Regions from separate parts of the Mus musculus genome. Here region 2 is linked to region 1. The links are chromatin loops, found by intact Hi-C in ENCODE. Cell type or tissue: heart. All regions are shown on one strand. Links, peaks and the distances in the headings refer to the core of each region. The heading gives the core; the rest is flanking DNA.

The links. A loop is a pair of places that touch in the nucleus more often than their neighbours do. Peaks named below come from ENCODE experiments on the same cell type or tissue, not always from the same donor. Only the 100,000 strongest peaks of a DNase experiment are listed, where the experiment ranks them.
Region 2: a loop joins it to region 1, with 3 times the contacts of the local background. A loop is called at or near these places in 7 of 42 quality-filtered maps.

Annotation. Positions count from the first base shown.
Region 1 is chr5:92,678,331-92,681,257 of GRCm38, reverse strand. No RefSeq gene overlaps it. Among named protein-coding and RNA genes, the nearest start is that of Shroom3, 3.6 kb to the left of the region's middle. In heart, for the core only: a CTCF peak has its summit at 1,626 (motif pointing left); no DNase peak of the experiment used is centred there.
Region 2 is chr5:93,327,077-93,330,003 of GRCm38, reverse strand. No RefSeq gene overlaps it. Among named protein-coding and RNA genes, the nearest start is that of Ccng2, 61 kb to the right of the region's middle. In heart, for the core only: a CTCF peak has its summit at 1,763 (motif pointing left); a DNase peak (open chromatin) is centred at 1,763.

The DNA.
Region 1 (2,927 bases), core at 288-2,787:
TAATGCAGCAATATTATGTCTAAAAAATAAAAAATAGTAGGGTGGGCTCAATAGGTTAAGCACTGTTGTGCAAGTGAGTTCTAACACCCAGAACCCTTGTAGACAGCCACAGTGGTGTCTGTGTCCATGATCCCTGTTCTCCCACGGGCAGACCAAAGATGGGGATGGATAACCCGGAAGCTGTAAGTCAGCTAGGAAGTGGATTGAAGCAGAGACCCCAACTCAAGCTAGGTAGTAGGCAAGCAGCTACACTTAAGGTTGCCCTCTGACCTCCACATGAGTATCCTGAAGGCGTTTGAACACACACACACACACACACACACACACACACACACACACACACTATAGTATGACTTTTTCCTCTGGGTTTCACAGGGTCTTCACATTGTCATTTTGGTATGAAGGTAACTTGACTTGGCAGCCATGGTGTGCCTGTGGAGGTCAGAGGACAGACAACTAATTGGAGGGAGTATTTCAAGGATCCCCCCACCCAGCTTCTTCCTGATTTGGAAGAAAGGCCTCAGAAGAAAAGTGTCACCGTCTCTTTTCTGATTTCTGCTACATCCCTATCCTTCTGCCTCATATTTAGACTTGACTCTACTTTACTAATTTAAAAATAAATCATTTTCATAATAGACACACCCCAGCAGGTGGCAACTACACATGTGGGTGCTGGGAACTGAGTTTGGGTCCTCTAGAAAAGCAGTAAGTACTCTTACCTGGTGAGCCATCTCTCTGGCCCCCAGTGTCTGCTTGTATGTGTCTGGCTTACTTAGTATGTTTTGAAGGTTTGTTTCTACAAATGTATTCCACTCCCTTTGCTTTGTTTTGTTCTGAGACACAGTCTTGTGTGGCCCAGGCTGACCTCAAACTCACTACATAGTCAAGGATGACCTTGAATCCTGATCTTCCTGCCTCCACCTTCCAAATGCTAGGGTTACAGGTGTGTACCACCATGCCCAGTGTGTGTGTGTGTGTATGTGTGTATGTATGTATGTGTGTGTGTGTGTGTGTGTATATATATGTGTGTGTGTGTGTGTGTGTGTGTGTGTGTTTGTGTGTGTGTATATATATATATATATATATATATATGTGTATGTGTGTGTGTGTGTGTGTATGTATATATATATATTTGACAAATTCTGCAAGGTCTTTCTTACAAGTCTCATCGTGTGTCCACAGAGGAGAAATATAGCCACAACACCTTGCTCCCCATCTAGCATTCCCATACTCAACTCTTTCAAATGCCATAGTATCTTTCTAGTTTTACTAATTTTTTTTTTTTTGCAATGGGTATATATGCATCAGGGATACAAGGGCCTTTCATGCTCTCGATGACAACAGCTCTGCCTTCAAGCTACAGCTCCTACTTTTGCTGACATCTCTAATACAATTTTTATTTTATATATTTATTAATGCTTGTTTTGTTGAGACGAGATCTCACTATATAGCTGTAGCTGGCGTGGAGAAAGCTCCGTAGACCAGGCTGGCCACAGACTCACAAAAATCCAGTTGCTTCTGCCTTCCAAACGCTGGAATTCTAATTAATTTTCAAAGCATTGAATTTTGGTTGTTTTTAACTGCTCAAGAAAGTCTCTGAAAATGAAGCCAGGGTGACATCTAGTGGTCCTTCTGGGCCACTAATTTATTCAAGTCATTGCAGACAAGATGTTGAAGTACAGGTTGGAATAAATTATATAGTCTTAGAATGATTCTGAACAATCTAAAACAAAATCCAGCTTATTTTAAAGCTTGCCCATTTCTCTAGGCAATATTTTATACACAAAAAGAGTCACCTCTTCATGGGTCTTCCTAAGACAGCCTTAGGTAGCCGGCAGCTCCTGGCCTGCAAAGGCCAGAAGTGGTTTACACACTGCCCCCGAAAGCAGGTTCTTGGGAAAAGCATGAAGGCACGAAAGTTAGTTTATTCCAATAGTATCTCCATGCTGGAACTTTCCCTGAAGTACAGAACCATAGAACATTATGATGGATACTTCCCCATAACTGGGGTTCAGCAAGAATCAAGGAGAACACAAGGAACAGACAATGTACAGCACCTGCCCCTCAAGCTACAATAAGGCCCGTGTCACAATAATCACAGCACAGATAATCAAAATCTTTCCGAAGGGGTCCACGGTGATTGTAATTGCCATGGCGGTTTTATCAGCGTACATCGGGCACGACTCATGGATGGTATAAGGCAGGTGGCGGCAGTTTATTCAAAGGGAATTTTGTCTCCATGATGTTAGATCTTAAAAGGTCAGCAGAGCCTCATGATGCACACCTGCCACCCCAGTGCTCAGCCACAGAAACAGGAGTATTGTCAATTCAAGGGCAGCTGGGCTACATGTGACATTCCAGGCCAGTCTGGGCTATGTAGGGATACCCTTGACTCAAAAAGCAAGCAAGAAAACTAGCAACATAAACTTACTGTACAAGGACTTCGAGAATTCCAGGAACACATGAGCAAATAACACCATGTGATATATATATATATATATAAACAGAATGAAATTCTCTGGGCATGGTGGTACACACCATGTAACCCTAGCATTTGGAAGGTGGAGGCAGGAAGATCAGGATTCAAGGTCATCCTTGACTATGTAGTGAGTTTGAGGTCAGCCTGGGCCACACAAGACTGTGTCTCAGAACAAAACAAAGCAAAGGGAGTGGAATACATTTGTAGAAATAAACCTTCAAAACATACTAAGTAAGCCGGACACATACAAGCAGACACTGGGGGCCAGAGAGATGGCTCACCAGGTAAGAGTACTTACTGCTTTTCCACACTTTCCAAGCTTAGTTACCAGCACCTATATGGTGGCTCACAACCACCTGTAATCTAGTTTGAGGGGATACAACTCCATTTTCTGGCCCCAAGGGCACCAGGCACGAATGTTGTACATATATGTTCATGCAAGAAAAAC
Region 2 (2,927 bases), core at 260-2,759, 650 kb before region 1:
ATGGAATAGTGGACCATCAGAGGCCCCTATCTACCTTCCCCATTTATAATCTCAAGCACCATATTCCGTGCAACATTGTCTACAATATAGGTGTAGGGAATTCTGGACATGGCCTCTTGCTTTGCACAGCCATAAGGAGGTAGTTTGTGTTGAGATCTGCCTTCTGCTGTCCAGAGCCACAATGACCTGCACCCCAAAGAGAATGCTATGGTTACTGTGAATGGGAAAACAGCAAGCGAGGGTGAGGAAAAGAGAGTGTGATATTTCTTGTAAATGATTTTCTGAAGTACCAAGTTATGCAACTAGGAAATGCAGAAAAGCCAAAAGAAGAAAAGGTGGTGAAATAAAAATAATGTGAGGGCCAGACAATATGCAGAGAGTGAGATACCTTGTAATACTCAGCCCTCAAAGAGATGTCTTTATCAAATCCTTCCCATCAGGGCACAGGGTCTCCTGCTGAAGAGGAGGCAGACAGAGTGTAAGTACCAGACAGGATGGTAAACACCAAGAAAAAGGAGACCATCTAAAGAAAACAGGGCTGGTGCACTTAAGAATTCAGAGACTGGGCTGTGGAGATGGCTCAGTGGTTAAAAGCACTGGTTGCTCTTTAGAGGTCCTGAGTTCAATTCCCTGCAGCCACATGGTGGCTCACAACCATCTGCAATGGGGTCTGATGCCCTCTTCTGATGTGTCTGAAGAGACCAATGATGAATACATTTTAAAAATAATAATTCAGAGACTGAGGCAGTGTACACATGTTGATCTATATGAGATGAAATCCTAGAGCTACGAAGAGAAGTGGACACAAGCCTCTAGCCCTAACCAAGAAGCTATCTCCGATTGATAATCCCTCACAGAAGAAAGTCTCCCTGGAGAAACAAACAAATCTAAAAGGTGGTCCTCATGCCCAGCAGTAGATACCAACACAAAAAGAACCCCATAGCATCTTTGGTCCTTGTCTAATAATATCCTGTCAGGGCCTTTCCCCACCCCCTTTTTTTTAAAACTTTATCCTTTTTTAACTTTATTTTTCTTCTCTCTCTCTCTCTCTCTCTCTCTCACACACACACACACACACACACACACACACACACACACACACAAAAAAAAAAACAAGTCCTTTGAGTATATATTATAGCTTTCAGGTTTGTGTTTTCATGGGATTCCTGAATATGAGAACAGGAAGTTCTCCTCTTCTGGATCTATTTCTTGTACCTTTTCTCCAGCTCTTTTTCTTCTGCTTGTCTTGTCATATTCAGATGTGTTTGTTTCTTTTTCATCTTCTCTTATTTTACTTTATTATTATCCCTCTGTTTGTTTTCTACTGAGTGACAGAAAGGAGGTGGATCTGAATGGGAGTGGCAGGTAGAAGAAGCTGGGAGAAGTAAAGGGGGGGGACCATAATACGGATTATCAAATTGGAGGGGGTGAGCTATTTCAACTAAAGGGAAACTGTTGTGAAGTTCAGGCAGGCTGAACAATCTTGAAGACATGTGAGGTTATTGTAGCTCCTTTTCCAGTTTCAGGAGTACCCTCAGTACAGATCTCTCCATCTTGATCTCTAGTTGAGATGCATGCGTTCCCATACATGTAATTCTATGTCTTCAAACGACTTCAAGTGGTCAAAGCTCAATTTTCGTTGATTTCATTGCTAATGAATTTCCATCTGTTGAAGGGAGAAGCTTCCCAATTTAAGCGCCGTCCAACTAACCCAGGGACCATACAGCTTTGCTCTATGTGTGATTGCTGCCACCTGCTGGCCAGTATGCTGATCTCAGTCACAGGATGCCAAGGGCTGCTTGGGCCTACAACTTGCAGTCCGGGCAGGTAAGGATGCCTACTCAGAACTACCTGTATCTTTAGAGATAGAAAAGGCATAATAAGCAGCTATTTTCGATGGATTTGAGAAGATCTTACAGACCAAATTATCTTCCTTTAAGTTAAAAAAAAAAAGTAAGATCAACTGCTCTTCTTTTTGGACCTCAATGGGTCAAATAAACAAGTGACAGCTTCCACAGACATTTGTTAACCTTGGGCACAGATTTGTCACCATGTTTCCAGGCTGTGACTCTTCTACCAGTTATGGATGGCTGAGGCTGCTGAGTGACAGTGCTCTGAAGACTGAGCCGCTTTGTGGAATTCCTTAAACGCACAGCTCTGTTGACCCTGTAGGTTCCTCAAACTAATCCTGTCCCACATTCCCCATTTTGGAGAGTGGCAGTCACAATTGTACTGCAGACCTAAAGTCTTTTAGGTACATTTTAACACTTGGTCACATCTACAGCCTATCAGGAGACCAAGTTAAGGTTAAATGTGGCAACATAACTCTGTGACAGAGTGAACATGATAACATGTCATTCTCTTCTTTATAGCACCAGAATGGCTCACTGCTGGTCACTTTATAGCCCAGGAATGTCTAGGGAATCATAGTTCAGTGAGACAAGGCACTTATGATGTTGAATCAGAACCTGCTGGAACTCTTGCCTCACGAGGAATGCTCCCAACTCTGCACATATCAGCATCCCATGCTCAAGAGGCCATGAACATAGGTACGTTGCATGGTCTCCAAACCCACATGTACTTGTACATTCCTGCTGTGAACTTGTCTCAACCTTGGGGATCTTATTGAAAATTTGAGGAGATGATATTCATACCAAACTCAAGACAAGGGTGCCTTTGTTATAGCTTATAAAACTATGAATGAAATTTATTGCTACAGATTTCTATCTCATTCTGAAGACGGATGAATTATCACTATCCAGGGAGGAGTTGGGACCTCTCAACTTGGTCCAGGAATTTACCTCTATGACTTCTGACAAATGCCATTTATTCCATGACTGTCATAAGAACATGAGGTCTACCAATAGGCCTAGGTATTACCAACACCTGAAGCCTGATGAGGCACTGCCAATGCCTGGGCAGTGTCC